2 separate regions of the Homo sapiens genome follow, and region 2 is linked to region 1. A link is a loop called in an ENCODE intact Hi-C map of the cell type or tissue named here. Cell type or tissue: IMR-90. All regions are shown on one strand. Links, peaks and the distances in the headings refer to the core of each region. The heading gives the core; the rest is flanking DNA. Region 1 overlaps TRERF1 (transcriptional regulating factor 1). Region 2 overlaps TRERF1 (transcriptional regulating factor 1).

The links. A loop is a pair of places that touch in the nucleus more often than their neighbours do. Peaks named below come from ENCODE experiments on the same cell type or tissue, not always from the same donor. Only the 100,000 strongest peaks of a DNase experiment are listed, where the experiment ranks them.
Region 2: a loop joins it to region 1, with 2.0 times the contacts of the local background. A loop is called at or near these places in 16 of 110 quality-filtered maps.

The regions. Positions count from the first base shown.
Region 1 is chr6:42,350,055-42,355,438 of GRCh38, reverse strand. The region is part of intron 3 of TRERF1 (transcriptional regulating factor 1); the gene reads left to right. Among named protein-coding and RNA genes, the nearest start is that of TRERF1, 99 kb to the left of the region's middle. In IMR-90, for the core only: no CTCF peak of the experiment used is centred there; DNase peaks (open chromatin) are centred at 538 and 2,408.
Region 2 is chr6:42,438,595-42,443,978 of GRCh38, reverse strand. All of the region lies in intron 2 of TRERF1 (transcriptional regulating factor 1), which reads left to right. Among named protein-coding and RNA genes, the nearest start is that of TRERF1, 11 kb to the left of the region's middle. RefSeq lists enhancers at 1,310-2,027, 2,028-2,746. In IMR-90, for the core only: no CTCF peak of the experiment used is centred there; a DNase peak (open chromatin) is centred at 2,718; H3K4me3 peaks cover 387 bases; H3K27ac peaks cover 2,924 bases.

The sequences.
Region 1 (5,384 bases), core at 203-5,202:
TTCAACAATAGAGTATGTGAATGTTCTACCATAACCAAATAGATTATATTCCTGGAATGCAGGAATAGCTTCATATACATATATTTTCCTATGGTTCATATAAGTTGTTCAAATAAAGATATGTAATAACCTCATTAATTCCAAAAGTGTATTCAATCAGTTTTTAAGTTTTTATATACCACTTTAAGAGGAATATATAAAGTGACCAATCTTTAATATTATAAGGAATATCAGGTTCATGCAGCCCACTGCCGCTATATACTTACTGGTGAAACAATAAAGGCATCACTCGTTACCTCTTCAAGTTTTAGTCAATGCAGAGAGTCATAAAATAGTAACTTGGAGAATAAATATTATAAAGAAAAATGACAAAGTTATTATTAACTACAGATTGCTTAGTTGTAGATGAAGAAGACTTAAAGAGTTTTACTAAAAACCCTATTTCTAGATAATGAGCTTGAAACTAAGGATTTGGATTCTTCTCAAATTAGTTCATGAGTCTAGTACCATTCCTCTGAAAGTCCCATCAGGATGTTTTAAATTTCACAAGATGTTTCTATGTCTGCTTGGAAAAATAAATAGATGAGAACATCGGGGGAATTCTGAAAGTGGTTTTGGGGAAAGGGAGTTAGATCTATTGGATATTAAAATATATAGCACTATGAGGTATTAAAATGCAATATAAAGTCTTTGTAATTAAAATACTGTGGTGCTGTCATAAAAGGAGGAAGTAGATTAGTGAACTAGGATAGTTCAGAAATAGACCCTTGCATAAATAATTTAATAAATCATAAAGCAGTCATCACAAATCAGTGGGGAAGGAAAAATTATTCAATAAATAATTCTGATGCCTCATTAACAATTTGGGAAAAATCATTTTGGCTTCACCAAAATGAATTACAGATGGATTAAACAATTAAAGTGCAAAATGTAGAGGCATAGGAAATCTATAGCATTGAATATTACTTAGAAACAAAAGAAAAGCATTCAAAAAGGAAAAGAATAGTCAATCAAACTACAGGAAAATGAAGCGTTTATGTGAAAAAAAAAAAGGGAAACAACAGACTGGGGAAAGACTGGCAATAATATGACAGAATTAATCTTTACACTGCAAAGTGCTCAAATTAAAAAGAAAAGTACTAAACCTTGTTAGAACACTTGAGTAGATAACTAAATACAACACTAAACAAATATATAGAAAATGTACAAATTCAGCAGTAATAAGAAATATGCCCTCTCATGGCTCTGCAGGCTGCATCTGGACCCTTCCCCCAAGCACTGACACAATCACCCTCCAAGGCAGCTGGATCCAAACCCCAATCCCACCCATGCCTCACAAAGGGCCTCTGGCCACATTCCAGCTCTTACACTGAGACCCCTGAAGATCTTCATCCAAGCTGGTAATGGGTACATATATTCTAGCTACTTTTGTGTACGTTTGAAATTTTTCACAATCAAACATAAAAAAATTAAAGTAATACATATCCATTGTTGAAAGCTTATAAAATATAGCAAATATATAATTCCAGAACTACCATCACGATTTTTATTAAAATCCTCCCATAATCTTTTCTTATGCATTTATAACTATGTTTATATGTATACACGCACACACACATTTTTTAAACAATAAAGAAATTATACTACTTGAATTGCTTTATAGCCTGCTTTTTTACCTTATGAGCATTTTTATGCTTTGTTCATTTAGATCTTCAGCATAATTTTAATGTCTGTACATTGTTTCAGTACATGAATACACAAACACACATATATCATAATGTATTTAACCAGCTCCTTACAGATAGATAGCTGAGTTGTCTTTTTTTTTCGTTTGTTTGTTTTTGTTTTTTGAGGTGGAGTTTCACACTTGTTGCCCAGGCTAGAGTGCAATGGCGCGATATTGGTTCACTGCAGCCTCCACCTCCTGGGTTCAAGTGATTCTCCTGCCTCAACCTCCTGAGTAGCTGGGATTGTAGGCACCCGCCACCACGCCTAGCTGATTTTTTATAATTTTACTAAAGAGAGCGTTCCACCATGTTGGCCAGGCTGGTCTCAAACTCCTGTCCTCAGATGATCCATGCGCCTCGCCCTCCCAAAGTGCTGGGATTTCGGGAGTGAGCCACCACACCCGGCCCTGAGTTGTTTTTTTTTTCCATCTTCCTATTCAAACAACTCTGGTGTATACTTTGCATACTTGTTTAATTATTTCTTTCAACAAATATCTAGAAAATCAAAGGGGGTTTTGGTTGTTTTTTGTTTGTGTTTTTTGAAATGGAGTCTCATTCTGTCGCCCAGGCCAAGGTGCAGTGGTGTGATCACAGCTCACTGCAGCCTCGAACTCCTGGGCTCAAGCCCAGCCTCCCAAGTAGCTAGGACTACAAAGTGATGAGTTTACAGGTTTGAGTCACTGCACCCTGCCTGGGAAAGCTAAGGCATTTTTTTCCTGTTGTCATGCCAAATTACTCATTGGAATTATGATACAATTTTAAACTCCTTTTTTCAGTGTATATGATTACCCATTTCACGATAATCTTAGCAATGTTGGATCCTATATTCACAATATTTTAAATGTATAAATCTGATAAAGAGATAAAGATGATCTCATTTTCATTTGCATGTATTTGATTATTAATGAGTTTGAAAATCTTTTTATATATCATTTACGTTTCATATTTTATAACTAAGTGATTATGTCTTTCCCCCCCAGTTATTATATTTATCTCTCACTTAATTGGCTCACAAGGGCTCTTTACATATTAAAGGATTCTAACCTTGGTTCATTTTTGTACAATCATTTGTCCAGAATTGTTTAAGTAGATCTTGCTAAAGGTTGTACGTCTAGATTTTTTTTCCTTTGAGCCCTTGTAATTTTCTACATTTTAATGTTTGTAACCATATTCACTATTTTAAGATTTCACCATATAACACTGCTACCTAAAGTCTGCTTTTTTATTTCAGTAACTTTTTGGTTACCAAATAAGATATGTTTGTGGTCAAATCAAATACATTTTAAAAATATACCTATAATTTGACTAACATACAGTGCATCAGATAAAATTTGGTTGTTTTCCTTTCAGTAGTTTTTCTGTGTGTGCATATTAAGGTAACACTAGCTGAGGAAACCATTAAAGCACGAAATTATGAGGCTGGATGCAGTGGCTCACGCCTGTAATCCGAGCACTTTGGCAAGTCGAGGCTAGAGGATGGCTTGAGCCCAAGAGTTCAAGACCAGCCTGGGCAACATGGCAAAACCCCATCTCCATAAAAAATTAGCCAGGCATGGGTGTGTGCCTGTGGTCCCAGCTACCCAGGAGGCTGAGGTGGGAGGACCACCTGAGCCTGGGAGGTTGAGGCTTCAGGGAGCCATGATCATGCCACTGTACTCCAGCCTGTGTGACAGAGTTGGGACCCTGTCTCAAAAACAACAACAACAACAACACCCGCACCAAATTATGGCTTAACACAATAGAGTTTATTTCTCACTCAGTCCAACATAGGTGTTTCAGACTGGTGGTCACTCCACCGGTGGAGCCCTGCCCTGAGTGATTCAGCAGCCCAGGCCCCTTCCATTGGTTGCTCTTCCATTCCCTAGGGTCTTGGAGTCCCCTGTGTCTGTTTGGCAGATGGAGGAAGAGAGCACGGAGAAGGCACATCACTTTCCACCTCCCTCAGCCTAGAAGTGCTCAAATCACTTTCCATTCCATTGGTGGGAGTAGTTATATGGCACCACCTAGATACAAGGGGTGCTGGGGCATGTAGCCCCTGACTGAGCAGCTGCTTCTTGCTGAAAATCCCACACTCTGGAAAGAGAAGCATAAATATTTGTTGGACATTTAGCTGAATCTGCCAGAAGATACTGTATTTATAAAGCACATGATCTATATAATGCATATGCTATATATTTTTCTTCACAAAATAGAACCATCCTATTAATAGCTTTGAGTTTTAGCATAATTTTGTGAACATTTCCCTGTGTCTTTAAATCTTTTTCAAAAACATGAGTTTTAAAGCCGACATATTATTCCTTGTATTGATGTATCATTTCTTTATTTTTCTATTACAGTACCATTGGATTTTTCTAGATTTTTATTAGTATGAATATTGCTGCTATAAATGTCTCTGCACATAAATCTTGGAGTATTCCTCTGATTATTTCATCAGGGAATATTCTTGGGAGTGAACTCAGTATTAAGGCTAGTGATCCATATCACCAGATGGCCCTTCAGAAATGTGGACTAATTTACAGTCATCAGTAGCATCTGAGGATTTCTATTTCAGGGCATCCTTGACTATCGTGAACATTATAGTTGTTTCAGTTTTTGCCAATTTGATCGTTGAAAATAGTATCGTGTTGTTTCAGTTTGCAAGCTTTGCTTACTAATGCATTTGAACATTTTTCATGAGGCCATCAGTAATCTGTGTGTGTGTGTGTGTGTTTGTGTGTGTGAGAGAGAGGGAGAGAGTGAGAGAGAGAGAATTGCCTCTTTGGGTCTTTTCTCATTTTTATTTTGCAGTGCTCCATCTTTTGAAAAATCATGTACAAGGGATTTTTATGCGGTGTGTGTATTCACTTGTCATATGTTGCAAGTGTTCTTATCTAGCTTATTTTCATGTTTTTGCTTCATAACCTCATTTTCTTAGGTTAAACTCTGCAGTTGGAGCCCCGATGTGTGGTATTATACCCATTGAGTCTGCCCAGTTAACAGTACTCCTGAGATTAATAACATTTTAAAACGCAAACCAGACTCTTTTTCCTGACCTGTCATAGGGTTTGAATGTCCTTAATGTGAATTTTTGTTACCTGGGAGTGAGGGGGTTTAAACTCGTCATCAAGAAGATGGACTTGACAGGAAGGATTTGGGGCACTGGTCTAAGTTATCCATGGAGATAGTGAGATCAGCTTCTCCATGCCCCTTTCCTTCCCTAGGAACTTCAGAGAGGCAGAGAGGCAGGCTGAGAGGTGGCATCTGATGACTCCATGCTTTAACCAAGTGAGTAATAGCGGGGCCTCAGGGGCCATCTGGCCATTTTTCGTGTTAGAGCTTATAAAGAACACATGTGTTGGAGCATCAGGGACACAAACTGTGGCGCAGGGAAATTAAATGTAGTTTTAGCTCTGTCACTAACTAACTGACCATGTGACCCGAAGCAAATCACATGTTCACTCTGGGCCTCATTTACTCATCTGCAAAACGTGAGGGCTTGTTCTAGGTGGATGTGTTGGATGAGTGAATTCCAGAGCTGTGCAGTGGGCTTCTCAGTGAGGCCTCTTTTGCATTCACTGACTGCACTGACCTGCGTCGGGTGGGTGGTCAAGGAGCAGGGAGAAGTCTAGTCCCTTTGGTCTCCCAAATGATTTATGAAAGAAATCAATCTAGTATGTA
Region 2 (5,384 bases), core at 203-5,202, 89 kb before region 1:
GTACCATCTTCACCTCTCCTCTTCAAGTTGTGAGAGGGAATCAGATCATGTATGGAAAGTGCGATGTCAACGGTAAGAGGCATAGAACAGAGGCAGCAGTGAGGCGACTTGATCTTCAGCCAGGTCTTCTTTTCAGATATAAAATCTGACAGCCAGCGAAACATTTCCCTTGTCCACTCCCACTGTTGTTCCCTACGTGTAGCTGCCTTCTATTTGGGGTTTTCAAGTTCTCTGTGATCCTTTAGCAAAACTGCTCTTCTTGTCGGAAGGCTGGCCTCAGAAATGCTGGCTGGGCAGTGCCAGTCAATACAGGTTCAAATTCTGATTCCATATTCAGAATCTGGGACCTGCCCACCCAAAGGGCCAAATAAACTTGGTTTGCTCCACAAAGAATCCTGTGAACTGGGTGCAGGAGAACCTTGAACCTACCCCAAGAAACCCGACTGAGGTTCTACAGTCTTAGCCGTCTTCATTTGCATTCAGTGTTTGTTTTGCAAATAAGGATTGTGCTATGAAGCTGAATCTACCTAAAAGCAGTCATTAGCCCTTAGTCTTACTGTGTATGCTGGAAAGTCAATTCTCATTTTAAAAAGATATCCAGTGCTTTTCACTAATCGGGCTCCTGGCCTCTGCCTAAGAAGGTGAAGCTTTATTTATTTATTTAAAAATGATCTTTATTATGAAAAAACTTTAAACATACACAAAAGCAGAGAGGCTAGTATAATGAACTCTCTTGTACTCATCACCTAGATTTAGCAATTATTGAGATTTTGCCACACCTGTGGATAATGGGGCTTCTTCTGTATTTGTATAATAAATATGTGTCGTTGATTTTGAAAAACAGTGGAACTGATAGCAATTTGGTTTCATAGAGAGAAGGAAGAAATCAACGAAAAATCAGAGAGAGAGGAAATGGAGGCCATCACTGAAATAACTCGCATTTTGTAGTTCCAAAGCCTCTTTGACATATCTTATTTGTGTTCTGCAACAACCAGAGAAGGTAGATATCCTCATTTTATAGCTGAGGAAACTGAGGCTCGAGAAGTAAAATTGGAAAATATAAATAAATGATCAACTAAGAGTCACCTGTTCAGCCAGCATCCAAAGCCCTGATTTAATGCCACAATTTGAATGGTTTCCAAATTTTGTGCACTCTGAAATAGATAATACTATACAGCATTAAATAAAAGAATGTGGTACAGAATATATGTAAAAGATCGTGGAAACCAGGAAGATCATCTGGGTGTTTTGGGCTTACAACTCCAATGAGCTTAGTTGGAAATACTCAGATGATTTAAGCATGTTTTTGGCATGACATTTTTGAAAACTTAAATTGTTTGCCTCCATTATTCTGGAGCACAAAGCTTTAAGGCTGCCTTATAATGAAGGCCAAGACTTGACTTTAACAAATTGGGCAGCTATTTGGGCAGCTATTTGCCATCTGTGTCCTACTGTCAGCTCTGTCCCTTCTGTGGGGCCCCTCAGCAGAGGGACCTGGGTGGTCTAGTGGTCATTTCTAGATGGTGTGGCCTCTAGCCCCTGGGCTCTGACTTTGGAGATAACAGGGCCCTGGACAGCTTGCTCCCTCAGAAAGAATCCTTCCTGAGGGCCTCTAGGGGTCTTTGTCATTACAGAGGCTGCTCCTAGGGCCTCCCTTGGTCTTTGGGAAACTGCCCCCAATCTAACTCCTTTGAAAGATTTTTTTTTTTTAAAGGAAAAGAAAAAAAGCTGGAGTTGATGCCCAAGGAGTTTTAATAGGAGTGTCGTTTGAGTTCCCTCTGTTGTCATTACAATAGGAGATACCAAGCTCCCTTAAATTCAACTGAAGGACACCAGTAATGAGGCTGATTCTGAAGTATTGGGGCTTGAGTTCGCTTTTCTTTGTTAATTGGGTGAATACATGCGAGCTGAGGGGTTTTCAGGGGGAGCCACAGTAAGTAAGGACATTTAGGGGCCTCTTTCCTTTTGAAGAGTCTGAGCTTCTTTAGAAGGCAGTATGGAATTCAAACCTCGCAAACGCTCATTCCTTAAGTCTTTCTTGATGGCTCTGTGTGCCTGGGCCTGGCCAGGGCAGTGGGTGGGCTGGAAGGGGCTGTTCCTGGGCTCCTGCTGCCCTTGGTTTATAAGGCTGCTGCTGTCATACTTGCAGTGGGACGTGTCTTTCACCCCTCTGGACTGGGAGCTTGGGGAAGGCAGAACTGGGTCATCACTCATTTCTGTACCCCCCGGCCTCTAGCACAGAGCCTGACACTAGTTAGTGCTGTAAAAATGCTTACTTCAGAATCAGCTGGGTTTTTCTTTTCTTTTTTTTTTTTAAACCTCTGGTTTTCTCGCCATTGGTTCTTAATGGAAGGAGAAATCCAGGCTTCTCTGCTACCAGGCCCAGTCCTTGCAGCCACTGAAGAAGACCAGACCTGAGAAATATTTTCTTCCCCCTTGCCTTGCCTTGGCCTTGCAGCCTTTAGCTGGGGTGGTTTAACTGAGCTCTCGAATGCAAATGCTGTCCCATCCCCCATTCCTTTTAATAAGTGACATTTTGTTAAATCAGTTATTCAAGGCCTTATCTATATTTCTGTCTGTGCTGGCTTAGTCAAAATAGGAAAGAGACTGAATATTAGATTTCTTCACCCACCCCCTCCTCCTTCCCCCCTTTGAGCAACTCTACGTAAGATTTCTGATAGAGGCGGGGTGATGTGTCCTTGAAGAAGTAAATGCTGCGTGCAGAAAAAATGTAGAGGGCTTTGACTTGTAGCAAATGCTGTTTTTCAGCAGCTGTGATTTTTCCATTTTTCTTTTTCTTTCTGTTTTGATTAGTGGAACTCATTGTGCTCCAGGGTTGGGATTGCACTGGGGGAGGGTGCAGAGGGAACAGCATTTACTGGGAGAGCTCGAGTTGGGGAGGGGAAAGGAGAGAAGGGATTTATTGAAAATATATGTCTACTTCTGCTGTGATAAAGCGGCAGGCATGTAAAAATGCAACCGGGAAATCATTATTGTGGTAATGTAGGCAGAGCTCGGCTTTCTCATTAACAGAGCTTAGCGCACGTGGAGGAGGGGGCAGCAGGGCTACTTTGAGAGTTGGGGTATTCAATAATAGCAGAAACTCAGGGGATTGTCTCCATCCCCGCTTCTCACCCCCTCCAGCTGCCTTCTTTCTTTCTCCAATCAGTTTGTAACCTTTTAAAAGCTGCTTGTTGGATTTTGTGGGCTCCTTCCTCACCCCTGCCACCCCAAAATGCTGTAAGAACTGTTTAATTTTTAAAGTTAGAGGGAATTAAAATACATTTTCTCTTGGGAATTTGAGGAGAATTTTGGTAACATATTGTGAGTCAGAGATTGGATATCTTTTACCTCCCAGAGCACACCAAGAAGAGCCTATTTAGGGGCTCAGGAATTTGCATAGGCCATGGGGTATCAGCATTAGGGCTCCAGATCGCTTTAGTAGTAGTAACTGCTATTTATAGAAAGCTTACTATGTGCCTGGCCTTGTGTGGATATTTTAGTCATTTCATTCTCCTACAATTGTAGGAAGCAGATGTGATGTCCACTTCACACTTGAGGAAACTGAGGCTCGGGGGGTTTCAGCAACTTGTTTAAGGACAGGTGCTGCGTGGCGGAGCTGGTATCCAAACTCAGGACCCGCTCCAAAGACTGGCTCCTGATCCTTAGACTATGCTGCCTTTAGAAATTGCCTAGTCACTGTATACTTGCTATGTACAGACCTCTAGACTCTAAGAACCTCAGCAAAATATCTAGAGCTGCAAATGAGGCCTGCCGTTGACAGCTATGGGTAGAGTGCTCAGGATGTTTAAGAGAATCTTTCCTGAGTTCCTGGAGTGAGCTGTTATTCTAAGGAAGGTCAAGGGTCTCATAGCCTTGTTAGAAGAGATGAGTGCCCTGCCCCCATCCCTGCCAGGCCACGGTGGGTGGCTTTGCTGACAACTTGTTCATCAAGCATTTATTGAGTGCCTGCCATATATTAGGATTGTCCCAATGGCTGGAAATGCCAGGACAAATAAGAGGAGCTCAGAGTCTAGTGAAGGACCGTCATGTGAACATGGAAATACGACACACAGTGATGCCCACCAGAAAAAGGCAGAATTTCTGAAGAAGTTCACAGGACATACTGTCTGGAGCAGCTAGGCTTATCCCTCTGACTTTGTTTGGGCTACTATAACAAAAATGTAATAGACTGAGTGGCTCAAATAACAAACTTTTATTTCTAACAGTTCAGAAGGCCAGGCGGTCCAAGAACAAGGCAGGGGCAGATTTGGTCTTAGATGGTCATCTTCTTACCGGGTCCTCACATGGCGGAATGGGCCAGGGTGCCCTCGGAGTCCCTTTGTTTGTTTGTTTGTTTTGGAGTCTTATTTGTTTATCTATTGATCTATTTTTGAGACAGAGTCTTGCTCTGTCGCCCAGGCTGGAGTGCAGCAGTGCGATCTCAGCTCACTGCAACCTCCGCCTCCCAGGTTAAAGTGATTCTCCTGCCTCAGTCTCCTGAGTAGCTGGGATTACAGGTGCCCGCCACTGTGCCCAGCCGACTTTCAGCTTCTTAAGGGTATACCATGTCTTATTTATTGTGTCCCCAGCACCCATCCTGGGGCCTGGTACGTACTGTCTCAGAGACAGTTGCCAGATGATGAGGCTGGAGAGGTGAGCAGGGATTGGGCAGGGAGAACCCGATGTCACGTTACGGAGCGTAGTCCTGACCCTGTAGGCAGTAGGGGAGTCACTGAAGGTTTTGGAGTTAGGAAGCATGTGTTGGGGAACGGAATCCAGTCTGGAGGGGTTGAGTCTGCAGGCCAGGAGACTACTTAGGAAAGTGTTGGAAACACAGGGGCAAGTGGCAGTGATGTTGAAGGAGAAGCATTGCCATCTTTCTACGGCATGGCCTGCCATTTCTCTCTCCATCTCGCCTGCTCTTTTTCAGTCTCTAAGAGGCACTTTCACTTCTGTGTCTGTCCCCTTTTCTTCCTTGAGGCTCCTGGCCATGTATTCTGCGACACTCCCTTTCCACTCTCCACTCTGTTGGTGGGCTGCCCTCCTTCCCCTCCCCTCCCATCCTGTGCTCACCTGTGTGATTCCCTTCAGGGCAGGCCGTATGCTGTGTCCTCCCATATCTAAACCCTCTGATCTAATCTGCACAGAAGCACAGAACACAGAGCCTGGGGTCTCAGCCTTCTGTCCTTCTCAACTCGTACCTGCTCCTTCTGTGAGGACACTTTTGGGGCTTAAATTTAAAAACTTGGAAAGAGTTTTAAAAAGGCAAGTAGCTGATATGAATCTAGTCTTAACCAGGATGGCAGAATTTGGAAAAGCACAAGGGGGTTATTTTCTTTCTTTTTTCCTTTTTCTTTTTTTTTTTTGAGACAGAGTCTCAC